Regions from separate parts of the Homo sapiens genome. Here all the other regions are linked to region 2. The links are chromatin loops, found by intact Hi-C in ENCODE. Cell type or tissue: Calu3. All regions are shown on one strand. Region 1 overlaps LOC105369844 (a long non-coding RNA gene). Region 2 has its middle 52 kb from the start of PHLDA1-AS1. Region 3 overlaps LOC105369844 (a long non-coding RNA gene).

Evidence for each region. A loop is a pair of places that touch in the nucleus more often than their neighbours do. Peaks named below come from ENCODE experiments on the same cell type or tissue, not always from the same donor. Only the 100,000 strongest peaks of a DNase experiment are listed, where the experiment ranks them.
Region 1: it touches region 2 in a loop (5-fold over the local background); 12 of 110 quality-filtered maps call a loop at or near these places.
Region 3: it touches region 2 in a loop (5-fold over the local background); 2 of 110 quality-filtered maps call a loop at or near these places.

Annotation. Positions count from the first base shown.
Region 1 is chr12:75,823,401-75,828,400 of GRCh38, forward strand. All of the region lies in intron 1 of LOC105369844 (a long non-coding RNA gene), which reads right to left. Among named protein-coding and RNA genes, the nearest start is that of PHLDA1-AS1, 200 kb to the right of the region's middle. In Calu3, no CTCF peak of the experiment used is centred here; a DNase peak (open chromatin) is centred at 2,541.
Region 2 is chr12:75,975,710-75,980,709 of GRCh38, forward strand. No RefSeq gene overlaps it. Among named protein-coding and RNA genes, the nearest start is that of PHLDA1-AS1, 52 kb to the right of the region's middle. RefSeq lists enhancers at 1,765-2,964, 2,293-2,462, 2,339-2,483, 2,493-2,542 and a cis regulatory region at 2,404-2,417. In Calu3, no CTCF peak of the experiment used is centred here; a DNase peak (open chromatin) is centred at 2,402.
Region 3 is chr12:75,764,700-75,769,699 of GRCh38, forward strand. All of the region lies in intron 1 of LOC105369844 (a long non-coding RNA gene), which reads right to left. Among named protein-coding and RNA genes, the nearest start is that of KRR1, 260 kb to the left of the region's middle. In Calu3, no CTCF peak of the experiment used is centred here; DNase peaks (open chromatin) are centred at 612 and 2,302.

The DNA.
Region 1 (5,000 bases), 150 kb before region 2:
GACACCTCAGGCTTGGGATGGGAAGGAACATTAACTACTAAAGAACCGTGGATAATTAAAAATCATCCACAAGCAATATGGAGTTCCTCATGTTCAACGATTAAGTGAATGAAGTTTGCATGTCCAGCAAAAACCCTACCCTGCTCTGCAATAAAATGTCCACCCAAGGGAGAAAGGAAAATCACATGATTTATAAATTGCCAGAAAAGGCATTCCTCTCATATTTCTTTAAAGTGTCCTGGTGTTATAATTAAGGAACTCAGTGGGGTGCCTCTGTTCACTATTAACCAAATGAATTCTGATGTGCTTGGATCAGGAAATGTGTGGTTTCACCACATTTCTGATTTTTAGTGTCCCTACTCTTCCCTCTTGATATTTCAAATCAACTGTGGCTTCCCTCAGCTTAGCTTTGATTATCCAATTTGAGCCTACTTGGTGAGCTCTTTATGAATAACCAACCAACTGCTCTGAATATGATTTTCCTTACCTAGAAAATAACCCTTCATATGCATATCTCTCCTTGTGTCCCTGAAAACCGAAAAGGATAAAAAGGGCATGCAATTCTGCATAAAGGGCTTGAGATTGAGCCAAGAAAATCAACTGATTGTAGGGCTTACAATAAGCCATGGCAACAATGAAATATTTTGAAATTTTCTTCTCTAAATTCTAAATAATTCGCCCAGGATGATCTAACTATATTGAAAAGAGCACTGAGTTTAGAATCAAATAGACCTGAGGGCAAATCTCAGCTCTGCAATTTACTAATATTTGACCCTGACCCTGAATGATCTATGGAATCACACCAAACCTCAAATTATTCATATGATAAGTGTCATCATTAATAGCCATTTCACCAAATTGTTGTGAAAATGCAATTAGTTTACTTGTGTTAAATCTTAGCATGATTCTGGTATAATCTTCCTTGTAAAAGTAACAGCCACCCTATATTAGATACCCAATATATGCCAGGCTCTGGGCTAAGAACTTCACATACATTAACTTCAGAGGTCACATCTAAACAACCCTGCAAGGAGAACCCTGTGTTATTAACTGTCTCTGAGAAGAGGAGATTGAGGTACAAAGAAGCAAAGCAACTGGTCCAAAGTCCCCCTGCCAGGCAAACAACCTTGGGATGGCTACTGCATCTTGTTATTTTTACAGGCATCAGCATAGATGTGAATCAGAAATGTGTGCTTTGAAATCTTCACTCTTCTGAAAAAATAATGAACCCAATTCAGAGAAAAAGTTCTCACCAATGAAGAAATAAAATTTTTGTAATGATATATACTTCAGGGAAGGAAGAAGGAAAACTCCACTTCATACACTTCCAGCTAAGTGGTACTTTGGCAGATAGTTTGACAGGGAGACAGTTAAAGGGATAAAAAGAGGCTCAACCATGGACTGTTGCCATGGGCATTCGGCTGGTACCCTGTGGTTACCCACATTTGCCTGGATCCATGCTTCTGCACTGGCCCAATCATGGGGCAGGTGGACTGCCTTTGCTTTTATGGGAAGCTTAGGAACTGTAGTTCCTAAGAGACATGTAGTTCCTCATGAGACAATCTTTGAAGACAACTTGGTGATCAGGAAGGAAAAATACTTTACTCATTGATATTTGAAATAGCCATAGTGCTTTCATGAGCTGAAAGCGATCTCAAGTAGGCAAGTTCACAGGTTTCTAGAGTTATCAGGCTTTCCACAGCTTTCAGAACATTAGATTCAACACTAAAACAATCTCACATAAAAATTTCTTTTGAAAACTTGAGGTCAATGAACTCCACTATGCCTCATATTCATGTCACCTTCAGTCACTGTCCTAAAGATAAGCCCCTGCAGTCATCTATTCTGTCCTTAACCACTAACACTAAACTAATATTTGGATCAGGGAGAAGCAAATGCCCACATCCCTTATTCACTCCTCAATCTTTCTGCTGTCTCCTCTAGAACTCCATTTCCTGATTATCAAAGTTTAGTGCATTTTCAACTTCCAGAAAGAAATCTTCCACCACTTCTTTGCTGAACCCAAACCTGGACCTCCCTCTGGGTGATCTTCTCTTCTACAGCCCTGTCTAGGTGCAGCTTTGGGTCTCTCAAGCCTCATTTGACATGGGGCTTGGAAGTGAAACAGTATTCTCATAGTTCTCTGTGCACTCTCAAATTCTTCTTCCCTTAATGAACAACCCCTGCACTCTGCAAGCTTATGCCTTCTAGTACACAATCCTAAATGCCTTTCTCTCACTACCATCAACCAACTCTCTCACATTCATCCCCAAATATTAAGAAGCCCCTGAGTCACACTGTCCTTTCCACCCCTAGTCTTACCATCATCCTGGGTGAATTCTGAGTCCGTGCACATACCCCATAAAATGCCTTGCCCCACAGTTCCTGGGCCTCCTCATTCCAATAACCTTCAATTCTACTCAAATTTTATTACCCACATGCATAACCACACCCTGAAGCTTGTCATCCCACAGAATTGCTTTACTAACGAAAATTTAATCTCTAATAAACCACAGCCTGACCACACAACCTACTTAAATTTCCTATTCTCTGTTAATTCCTTTAAACTTGTTTTTCAACTTCATTAAAAAAAAATGCTCTGACTCACTGCCCCGTGCTCCCATTTTCCCCAGTATGTGCCTTCCTGTCTTCACTTTCCTTCCCATCACGGCTTAAACCATCTCTTTAATCATTCACTTATGAATGATTTGAATTTTCTTGCTCCCTTTTGCTTCCTCCAAATGAGTCCACTACAATCCTGAATTTTTATCATTCCCACATCGGTCTTTCCCCCGATTCTACACTCAGGCAATGCAGGGAGAGAATTGTACAACATGCTTCTACAAATCCATGATCTGTATCCCTAGATATTACCACAATGATTTTCCTATATATCAATTGTTCCTTAACACCATCATTTCCTACGAAGGTTGCTTCAAATCTTTACTATATTCGAGTTACCCATCCCCTTATTCACAATAGATATCCTTACCTCAGTCTTCACCAAGAAAACAGAGCAATCAGGTAAAAATTCCCTTAACTTCCCATCCCTCTCCTCCCTCTACTCATACAACCGTGTCTTCATCAGCATCTTTTCTTACCTCCTTCCTACCCATCCCAGAGACAGCATCCTTTCTCTTATCTAAAACCAATACTCCAGCCCTAATCCCTTTGCCCCTTTTCTACTACTGGCCACCTGGGTTGTTGATGGAGCAGCTGGGAATGGGATGTGGGTACTCTGGCTTTAAGGTTTGGCACATTCTTATGAGCACATTTCAGCAGCACCAAAATTTCAAGAGAACTCACACTCGGGTATAAAGAAATGCAGAAATACCTTTGGTTATTGATCAGAAGAGTTCACAGAATAATGTTTGGTTCCCAGAGTGTTTGCTGTTCCAACATCAGGATGTGACCTGTATTAGTCTGTTCTCTCATTGCTGATAAAGACATACCCAAGACTGGGTAATTTATAAAGAAAAAGAGGTATAATGATCTCACCATTCCACGTGGCTGGGGAGGCCTCACAATCATGGTGGAAGGTGAAAGGCATGTCTTACATGGCAGCAGGCAAGAGAGAATGAGAACTAAGAGAAAGGGGAAACCCCGTATAAAGCCATCAGATCTCGAGAGATTTATTCACTACCATGAGAACAGTATGGGGGAAACCACCCCCATGATTCAATTATCTCCCACTGGGTCCCTCCCACAACTCATGGGAATTATGGGAGCTACAATTCAAGTTGAGATTTGTCTGGGGACACAGCCAAAACATATCATGACCCGTGATCCAGGATGTGATCACAGATGTGACATCTTACGGTCAAATTACCCATTTCCAAGTGCTTCTGAGATTGGAATGTATAGTTGGTCTCATAGAGAGAGACATAATTGCAAAGGGCCACTTTGGACATTACATAAACACTAGGAACTCACTATTTCTGGTGCCCCTTTCATTTATCCATCCCACTATCTGAATGGGGTGTGTGCTCATCGAGTTTGAATCAGTCCCATTGGCAGGTGACTCTAAGCCACTACTGCTGCAGTTGGCCTTCCCCATGTCAAATCATAAAGACTTTAGATCAGATGTCCTTCACTGACCCACAATCAGGACCAGGATATTTAGGTTTGTTTTCTTTGGTGCACATGGGCCTAAGACAGAGTCACTTTCAGCAGCTTCAGTTACTTGGGGCTCCTTTTCTCAAAAAACACTAAGGATGTGGAAGGATGCAGAGTGATGATAAATATAGATAATTATAAAAGCTGCAGAATGGAGAGTTGCTTTGTATATAAATATTCACACTTTTAAAGCCCATTTTTTAAGTTACCATATGCTTTGTTTACTGCTACTGTCATTTTTACTCCTTTATGCCAGCTAGACTGATACCACACATTTTCTGTAAACACACACAATTTGATATATCATGATTTCTGTGGTTGTGATAGTTTTGCAATTACCCAACTGATCCTGGCTCTGGATGATTTTCTTTAAGCACTAAACACCACCTTAAAGGAGAAAAAAAGCATAGAAATAGAGTTGGCTTTTCTAAATCCTCACCACTTAATTTTAGTTGTTCTCACAAATAAAAGTACAAAAAGTCTGACAGCTTTTCCCATATTATAACATGACAAACATGGACTTTTTAATGGGGTCTTTTTTTTCTTGTAAATTTATTAATTTCCCTATAGATGCTGGATATTAGAACCTTCATAGATGCTTATGATTATATTTTTGGCTTTACAGAATTCCACAGACATTGTAAGTAGAGCACATATTATTAAAACATATTATCTTTCTTTAGAACATTTAGTAATCTTTGAATTAATTAATGAGATTTTGTTTCATGGTACACTTAAATCCCCTCACCCAAAATAATATCAACAAGATCTTAGCACACTTGGCACACTTAAACCTCCCATCCAAAATAATATCAATAAGAACTATCATTCATTGCATGCTTATTATTATTAAGCTGTCTGTTAAGCATCGTAGTTTTTTTTTT
Region 2 (5,000 bases):
ACTGCACTCCAACCTGGGTGACACAACAAGACCCTGTCTCAAAAAAAAAAAAAGAAAACTCTGAGACCTTGAACCCATTACTGCTAATAAACCCAATAACTTTTCATTCTGCCTAACAAAAATAGACCCTCCTTTAAAAAGTGGTTGCCAAGGGCACTCCAAGGTCATCAGGCAAGTGAAATAAGAGACAGCTTGATAGAGAAGAAAGAGAACTTGGCTTTGGAGTTAGACCGTTTAGTTCCTCATTATGGCCATTTCTAACTACATAATGATGTTTAGTTACTTAAGTGCTCTGAAATGCAGTGGCCTCCATTACAAAATGGAGCCAACAAAAAAAAATAAGTATCTCCTGGTGTTGTATTTAATAAGATAATGGACTCAAAAGTGCCTGGCACAAAATAGGGGTGTAATAAACGTTAATTTCCTTTTCTGCCTCTACAAACCTGCCTGAGCCAATCAAGGAAGAGAAGGAAGGCGAGGAAGTAAAAATGGTTAAGAATTACATTTTAAGTCCCATTTCCACTCAGCTGCTTTTCCTAGCTCAGCAGAGAACATGTCAGACTAAAGAAGATCAAATAATCTTTGGGGTGAGTTGCCCTGATAAAGAAATATGCTGAAACAGCCTGTATGTTCTCAAAGTAAGAAACCAAAAGGGGAAAGTTCAGGACCTGTAAATAGATCCTTTTCATGCCCAAGTTCTGCAGATTTTACAACTTGCTGGGATATTTCCCAGGGAAATCAGAGAGAGGGGATAGTAAGAGGTGGCAGGGGGTTGGCGGGGAGGATTTCTATATTCCCATCACAGATCATTTAACTCTATTTGCAGCTCAGGAACCCCAGAGCACAGGAGACAGACCACTGAAAATTTCGTGCTTATTTTACCTCTTCACTGTCATTACTTTAAACATGTGTCTTAGCAGGAGTATTATTAGTTCATGACACAGTAGACATGGATAAGCATTTTTATGGAATTTTAGGGTGGGGAGAGAATAGATATATACCACTCTAGCCCAAAGTCATCCTGTGGTCGCTACTTAATACAAGTGAATTACATAGTGCCACCGGCAGAAGATGGAATTGATACTGCTTTACAAAATAACAACCTTGCATACATAGGTGGTAAGAAAAGCAAGGAAATGACTACCACAAAAATCAGGGTAGTGGATACCTCAAGACAGGAGAAGGGAGGTACGTCTAGAAGGTAAACAAAGGAGGGACGTCTGGGCTGGCCATGTTCCATTTCTTGATGGAGGGTATTCACTTTGTAATTATTCATTGTACTATACACTTATGCCTTCTGTTTGCATATTCTATTTCATAATTTTTAAAGGTTTAAAAAAAAGAAAATAATAACCTCTCTTCATTGAGAAAATAATACTTTGCTGTAGGTTTCAGCCCTAGGTATTGCAACATTACCATCATCCTCAGTTGATGTTCTTGTTCCTCCCATAGATTTTTATTCTGGAAGAAGAAGAGGAGGGTAGTATTTTTTTTTTTTTTTTTAAGACAGAGTCTCACTCTGTCACCCAAGGCTGGAGGCCAGTGGCACGATGTCGACTCACTGCAATCTCTGCCTCCTGGATTCAAGAGATTCTCTGCCTCAGCCTCCCGAATAGCTGGGATTACAAGTGCCCGCCACCACGCCTGGCTAATTTTTGTATTTCTAGTAGAGATGGGGTTTCACCACTCTGGCCACGCTAGTCTTGAACTCCTAACCTCAAGTGATCTGCCCACCTCGGCTTCACAAAGTGCTGGGATTACAGGCATGAGCCGCTGTGCCTGGCTAGGAGGGTGGATTTTTGAAGAGCCACAGGTAGACTGCTGTTAATACTCCTGTATAGATAACATACCAGGGAATGTTTTAATACAGGAATATGCTTGAGATATATACACACAAACATAATACACACACACACACACACACGTAATTTTTTTTTTTTTTTTTTTAGAGAGAGACAGGGTCTTACTATGTTGCCCAGGCTGGTCTCAAACTCCTGGCCTCAAGCAATCCTCCCGCCTGGCCTCCCAAAACGCTGGGATTATAGGTGTGAGCTACTGCATCCAGGCTTTTGGGGTATATTTCAAAGAGTCCAATTACTCTTGAGTCAGAACTCAGTGAAGCTCTACAAGATACCAAAATGTTCTCCAAGGGGTACGCAGCATTCGCAAATCAGAGTCATCAGATGCAAAGAAAGGGAATACAAATGGGCTTATGAAATCATTGGAAAAAATACACAATTTTTCAGGAAATATTAAGAACTCAGTTCCTCCTCCAATTCAGGGCATAGCAGAGCCTCAGGGCCTCTATGTGAAGAAAATCCCTCCTGTGTTTGGCATCTGAGTGACTCACCCAGAAAACCATCCACTGCGTGCAGCAAAGAGGAAATGAATCATGGAAGCTTCTGACCTTTGCACTTGTCATCTCTGCACAGGGAAACCACCCACAGACAGTCTCAGCAGAACTGGAGTCAGGGCAGTCAAACAAAGCACACACAGAAATGATGCAAATTCACTGGCAGGGAAGAGCAAGAGAATCAGGGCAAGAGAACGCAGCTCAGGGGTTGCAAATACAGGATAAACATTGGTTTTGTGATACAGAAAACTTAGCAGTTGAAACGGCATTGAGGATGATTTGGCAGTGCCCACTGACCTGTTGTTTTAAGCAGGAATCTGAACCCTTACCCTGCTGGCTGGGGGTGGGAGTGGAGTGGAATGGCATGGAAGAAAACAATGACCTTTGAATCTCCATCTTATATTTGGTATTTGGAGAATTTGCTTGGCTTGCGTTAGAGGAAGTAGGCCAAACTAATGCCAGTATGAGAGTTGGAATGGATTTGATAGAGTCACATTTAAGAAGATGAAAGCCAACGACTGCATTTTGAAAAGGCCATGAGTTCACAATAACTGGTCCAGGAGTACTAACACAATCTGAAGAATTATCTACAGCCATAGTCCAATACTTCACGTTGTGATTTGTTTTAAACAAAATCAGAATGCCTTTAAAATGCTAATTTGGAAGATAACTATAGTTCATCCTAAAACATGTACAGAGTAGAAAGCAAACACCTAGCGAGGACAGAAGGGCAAACCTCAAACTGCCTACATTACTGAATACAAGTGCATCAGGACTGTACGCTGAGATGCGATTGCTCTCAGCTTGTCTGCTCACCCATCAATGATGAGGGGGATAAGTGACTACCTACTGAGTTGCAGAGTTCAAAGGCATTTCCCTTCACCCCAAGGTGAGTTTTAAATGCAATTTCCCTTCTCACATGGGTCTACAAAGTACAGCTTCCTAAATACCTTTTTTAAAAAGAATATACCATCCCTCAAAAAACATCACCCAGGCCTTTGCCCTCAGGATAAACTTGGCAAGGAAACCTTGTCCTTACTAGTTAGAAGACTGGGAATTAGGCACTCGTATGCCACACAGTTTAATACGGAGCTCTCTCCTGTGCTTGATAACTCAGGCTGATAGAAGACATTGGATATTGGATGGTGTTCTGGTCACAGCTCAAGAAGGAAGATTTGGGGCTGATCTTAGAAACTTCCCTGTCCCTTCCATCCCACTTCTCACTCTGGCTACCTTCATCTTCTCTCTTCTTACCCACTTCAACATCACTTTACTTTAGAGAAAGGAGATTAGTCATTTCCAAGTAGAGAGGCAGCATTTATTGCCCTGCACCCTGTAGTTGCCCTTAGCATTTACCAACGGAAATGGAAGTGATTCAGTCTTCTCTCACATCACAGAACTATAGTGTGATCCTTTGCACACCGTTAAGTGATTTACATACAAGTGGTACCAGGGAGTGCTAGTATTCTCTTTCCACTCCCTTATGAAGTTCCATCCCCACTTCTATCAGTATATGCAACTAATGAACTAGTATATTTCTGCAATAATAATAATTTTTAAAACAGCTATCATAAATTTGATATTTACCATATGCCAGGTACACTGCTAATTTTTTTTTACAAACATTAATCCTTTTAATCTTCATAGTAACCATATTAGATTGGTGCTATTTTCATCCCCACTTCAGATGGGAAATGATGAGTTTAGGGGATTGTGTAACTTGCCCAAAATCAAGCCAAAAGGTAAAGGAGCCAGGATTTAAGCCCAGAGCTGTTCACCTCCAGAATCTGAGCTCTCAGCCACCACACTATAGGCCCTAGGAGGCTGAGGGCAGGAAAAGAAGCAACTGAATTCTATTTGTTGCTACAGTGATTCTGGTCACCTTTTCTTTATGTAATCATAGCAGGCAGTAGACGGGAAACATAATGAAGTCTTATTTCCAAGAGGACATCTCAGCTGTCATCTATGAATTTTCGATATTTCTTTCTTATGTATAAGAAATGAGAAAGGAAGAAAGACAGCAGCAGAAGCCCTAGAAGTTTGTAGCCTTATTTCCCTATTCCTGGATAATGGGGAATTTGACCTTTCTGAAAAGATGGTCTTTCAAGCTTGACCAATAAAAGCCCCATCAGAAACACCTCATCAAGCACACATAGAAAGGGGCCAATTGGGTTCAACTTCTCATTGGGAATTCATCGTCTGACCTTCTGTTGGGAACAACATTTACGATAAGATAAATCACACTCTCATCTTCTCCCACCATTTTGAACCGGAACTAACCTATCAACAATTTAGTGAGCATCTGTCATGTGCATTGAGACTATCACGATTACTTTGTAGCAATCACAGAAAAATTAGACAGTCTGTCTTTAATTAGTGCATGTTCCCCATAGCTTGGCATTTAGTAGCTAGTTTATTGCAGATGTACAGTACAATTGGTTTCTGGTTCAGGACCTCATTATGTTCAAGACAATACATACACATATATACATATTTATTTTTTAAATCAGCAGCTTAGAGATTCGAGATTTCTTTACGTTAATCAAAGTTCTGACTCTGGGAATAGAAAAAGACAACCCAACTTTTAGATTTCAAATGAATGTCACGGTTGTTAGAAATTTTCTAGGAAAACTAAAATCTTTAGGAA
Region 3 (5,000 bases), 210 kb before region 2:
ACTCTTTAGGCTTATAATTTCTTTAGATGAATTTTCTTGACAGTGTTGAACAATGAATACCACTGTTTGCAAATGAGTATGTCATACATTCCCACCAGCTATTCTTAAAGCTGCCCTTTTTTGGGGCAATTGCATAGTGGTGTTTTGGGGAGGGAGGTGAGGAGCATAAAAACTTCATAAAACATATGTATCACTGTTGTTTTAATATATTTTTATTTCTATTCAAAAGGCACTTCACCTGAAGCAGTGGCTTCATCGAAAGCTGGTATTAGTAATTTTTATTCAAAGCTTCCCCAAATAAGCAGAGTCTATAAATGAAATTGTCTGTTATTCACAACCTGATCGTTGCCACTCTGCTTAAATAAAAACCTTCACAGCTTAAATCAAAACCTTCACACAGATTATGTAATTCTATAAAACAGTTGAAGATCATTAAATTGGTCCAATTTCTTTTTTGTTTTATATTTATATGAATTAAGGACAAAAAAATGCATCTATTGAATACTTACTATATCAGGCACTGTCATCACCAGGTATACAAAGATAAATAAGATTGCTGTCCCAAGACAATTTGGCCATTCATAGGTGTCGGGTTCTCTTGGCAGCCTCTACTAAACCTTTAACCCAGAGGTAAAGGAGAGCTATTGGTGCCCTCTCACACAACCTCACTACTGTTTGTATATTACAATAAAAGCAAGTCTCAGACCAAATTCTGCCAAGCATGCATTTATTAGCATGGATGTGAAACAATCAAATACATGCACTGTCATACAATCTGTCCCTGCAGGCTCAGTGAAGTCCTAGCTTCTGTTTTTAGTCACTCAGGACAGCACCTTGCATGAAGGGTGTTCTGGTGGCAGAGGGGCCTATGTTCCAGCAGCAGGTTTCAGCTAACCATCTAATCTAGATTGCTCCTGTTAAGTGGGGTGAACACAAGATTGCTGGGTTTGCCAGGTTCTCATAACCCATTCATAGAAGACAGAGGTGTTTGTACTATCTTTCCGGGCAGTATAATTATCCTGAATGCCATCCATTTCACCTATGAAAAAATACTTCTATTATCCCTTGATCTCAATTTAGATAGTATTTCCAAGTGATTAGGTTATAATAACTCTCCTAGAATGTAGACTATAGGAGCTTGGAAATGCCACTTCATCACTTTTTGAGATTGTACCTATTTAGGATACTTTATCAACCTGCCAGTAGGATGTAGAGTTTGTCACTAACTGACACACATACATATCATATCATCTATGAAGAAGTATTTCAAATAAATTACAGGCGGTAGAACATGAGTTTCTCAGCACCACAATACTTACATGCACAAAAATCTAATTGAGTACAGAGAAGGGAAGGATATACTCAGCCTGGGGTGTTAGGGAAGCTTCACAAAGTAGGTTATATTTGAATGGAGTCTTGAAGTTTACCAGGGAGAAAAGGGAGTTGGGCATAAAGGAATCCCAGGCTGAAAGAACAGCTTGTATAAAAGCAGGAAGACAAAAGACAATCATGTGTGATCATGCATGTAGTGTAAGAAATCCAGGGCAGCTGAAACATGAAATGAGCAAGGAGGTAAGGGGAAAAGTGAATGACAGAACATGAGGTTCTACAAACAGCAGATAGCTTGGACTGCCTTTGATTTCTTCCTTTCCTTTTCTTTCCATCATCACCATAGCATGAGATAGTGGAGAGAATGGAGTACTCTCAGTTAGAATTTGTCACTTCTTGGTCATCCAGACTTGGGAAAGTGATCTGCTGGTACTCATTCACTAAAATGTTGATTCACAGACCTAGCTAATCACTGAATCAAAATACAGTTTCCCAAGCCCCATCCCACACCTCCCAAATCAGGCTCTCTGGAGGTGGCTCCTGTAATCTGTTCTTTTTAAATTCCTAATTTGCGAATCGCTGTCTTAAGTGCAGGAATTCGCCTTTGTTAAAAATCCTGTAAGTGGTTGTTATTTCTTTTGGCCTATTTCTTCCAAGAAGAAAAAGGAGAGAGAAGCAACCTGAAGAGTCTGAAATAGTTAAAACATAAAATCTTTAAAATCCTTTGGCCAAGTTGTGGCATTTGTAGGGGGAGGGAAAGATTATCCAAAGGTAAAAGACTTTTCTCCCTTTGAAGCTATATTGGTGTGATGTGAATCAAACCATTCATGCAGAGAACAAAAGCACTTTTGACTTCAGCAGCCAGTTAAGATGGTAACTTAAATAAACAGGGAGGAAAAGAGATATGACAAAAGGTCAACTTAGTCATAGCTTCTTGAGCTTCAACTGAAGCAGTGCCCAAGGCTGAACAGCTGAATTGAGTTGGCAATTATTCACCCTTCCAGAGGTTCCCAACCTGAAGTCACCAGACCTGTGAAGCCAAGTCAGAGGGAGGTCAGGAAACTATTTTCAATATTTCAAAATTTCTACTGGATTGCTTCTCAAAGTGTTGTTCAAGGAACAGTGAGGTCTAAACCACCTGAATGATAAGGACAACACTTGTTAAAAAATGAAGATTCCCACCCCAACAGATCATATTTTAGATTATTGGGTGTGGAAACTGGATATCTGTATTTCTTTATTTTTTAAAATTATTTATTTATTTATTTATTTATTTTTTGAGACAGACTCTCACTCTGTCACCCAGGTTGGAGTACAGTGGTACCATCTCGGCTCACTGCAACCTCCATCTCCCAGGTTCAAGTGATTCCCCTACCTCAGCCTCCTGAGTAGCTGGGATGCACCACCACGCCTGGCTAATTTTTGTATTTTTAGTAGAGACGGGATTTTGCCATGTTGGCCAGGCTGGTCTCGAACTCCTGATCTCAAGTGATCTGCCCGCCTTAGCCTCCCAAAGTGCTGAGATTACAGGTGTGAGCCACCGTGCCTGGCCCAGATCTGTATTTCTTTTTAAACACTAGAAGATTATGAAAGAACTAGTTTGTGATAAGGCTAAGAAAAATATATCTAACTAGCACCCCAATTTCCTCTTCTTTGGCTGAAACTACCAAATCATTATGGAGATTCTTTCCTATGAAGGAGTAAAAGACATACTATACCCAAATATGCCATATTGATTATTTCAAGCTGAAAACACTGGAAAATTGTAGTTTCAAGAAAAGGCTGACCTGTCTTTTCCTGTCAGGTGCAAGCCATAAAGATTTCTTTGAGACAGGTGCCTTCCCACTACCAGGACAAAAGAATAGTTCTTAACATTGGAGCCAGACTTGGCACTGCAACAGGACTGAATTAATTAACTCTGCCACTAGCTTTACACTCCATGTATATACCTCCTAGTGACTCCTCTAGAATTTACTACCCCAGGCAGATTTCTTTGTCCTGTCATTTCTTCACAAATTTATTTTTGTCTAAAAATTATAAAAGCTTTGGCCATTTCTTGGGACTTCACACTCTGGTGGAGATGCCCCCACACTCAGGTAAAACATGCATGCTTTTCTCTTGCTAATTTGCCTCGTGTCAGTTTGGCTCCCAGACCCAGCCAAAGAGCCCATAGAAGAGTAAAGGTGCAGTGAAGGGTATCCCTACCTCCCCTACACTTAGCTCATGCTAATCAGTATTCCTAACAATCCCATATAGGTCTTCGATTAATAAAAGTGGAGAAATAAGTTATTGAGTGATAAATACCATCTACTTAGTAGAGTAAAAGCTATCAAAACATGGGTCAACGGAGAAACTTTTAAAGGAATTCTTGATAGTGAAAATTTAAAATGACTTACCTTTGACTGTTCTCCTCCTCCCTTCTCTGCTGAATACATTTTGTCTAGAATCTTCAGAGTAGAAAAATACACATGAAAACAATTTTCCCCCCGTTCCTCTCTCAACATTCCTTCCCTTATCCCTCCTCTCCACATGTCCCCCTTTTTTCAAATGGGATGGCTATTCCACTATTCCAGTTGGCATTGGGTCTGGTGCCCTGTGAGGGAGCCTACATTTCTGAAATACTTCTCTGGGAAATAAAACACCAGTAACCTACCACTACTTGATATAACAGGTATTTCCAGAGCCAGCTTTGTTAAGGATTTGCTGCATGGTTCATGGGTGTTTTCTCCTAATGTCAATTATCAGTAAAAATCACTTTCAGGAGTTCTGACTTAAACAGTTACCAGAGAGAAAGAGAGAACACTAAAATGTAATCTAATATCATTTTAATAACCATAGAGTCATATGATTCTAAGAATATAAAGATAATATAAAACACAGGATTTCATCAAGTTCAACAGTCTTTAAAAATCAATGGAAGAGATATGTTTAGAGCCAAGGAAGTACAAAACTAATCAAACAATGTAAGGATTGTAGATTCCCCTGAGTAGAAAATCAAAGATCTTGACTATGAAACCACCACCTCCCCTGCAGTTATGAATTCATTGGCATAACAATTATAACAGGGTTCTATCAAGGTTGCCCAAAAGAATTCTTCTGATTATGCAACCTTAAGTTAATAGCAAAATTACATGGAAAGGCATTTCCAATTGGCTTGAGCCAAATTGCTTAAAAACAACCATTAGGTTCTTTTTTGGTAGATAACAATAGCAGTCAGCTGCTCACCTACACCTCACCGCTGTGTTAATATGAAAACTCAAACCAAATTCTGCCATACGCACCGATTACGTTTAGAGATAAGAGTAAAAAGCTAGCATGAATTGTGTGCTCTTTACTGAAGGTGGAGATTGTCTCAAATGTTTTAGCCAAATCATATCTCTTTAATAGCACTAATTCCATGCATGAGAGCATACTTCTATGATCTATTATGCTAACATAATACTTGAAAATACTTCTATTATTCATTATGCTAATTAGACAAATGCGTAGTGTTGATCGAACGTAAAGATAGCTAAAGCCTTGCAGAAGCCTCCTGTGGAATGCAAACTTTCTGAGCAAATGTGAGTTGACAACCATGGGAATGTGAATTTCTGATCAGGGCTACTGACTACCCCTAGATTTTAGCCTAAATTACACACACAACCATGTACATTTATAGCTCAAAAGAGACT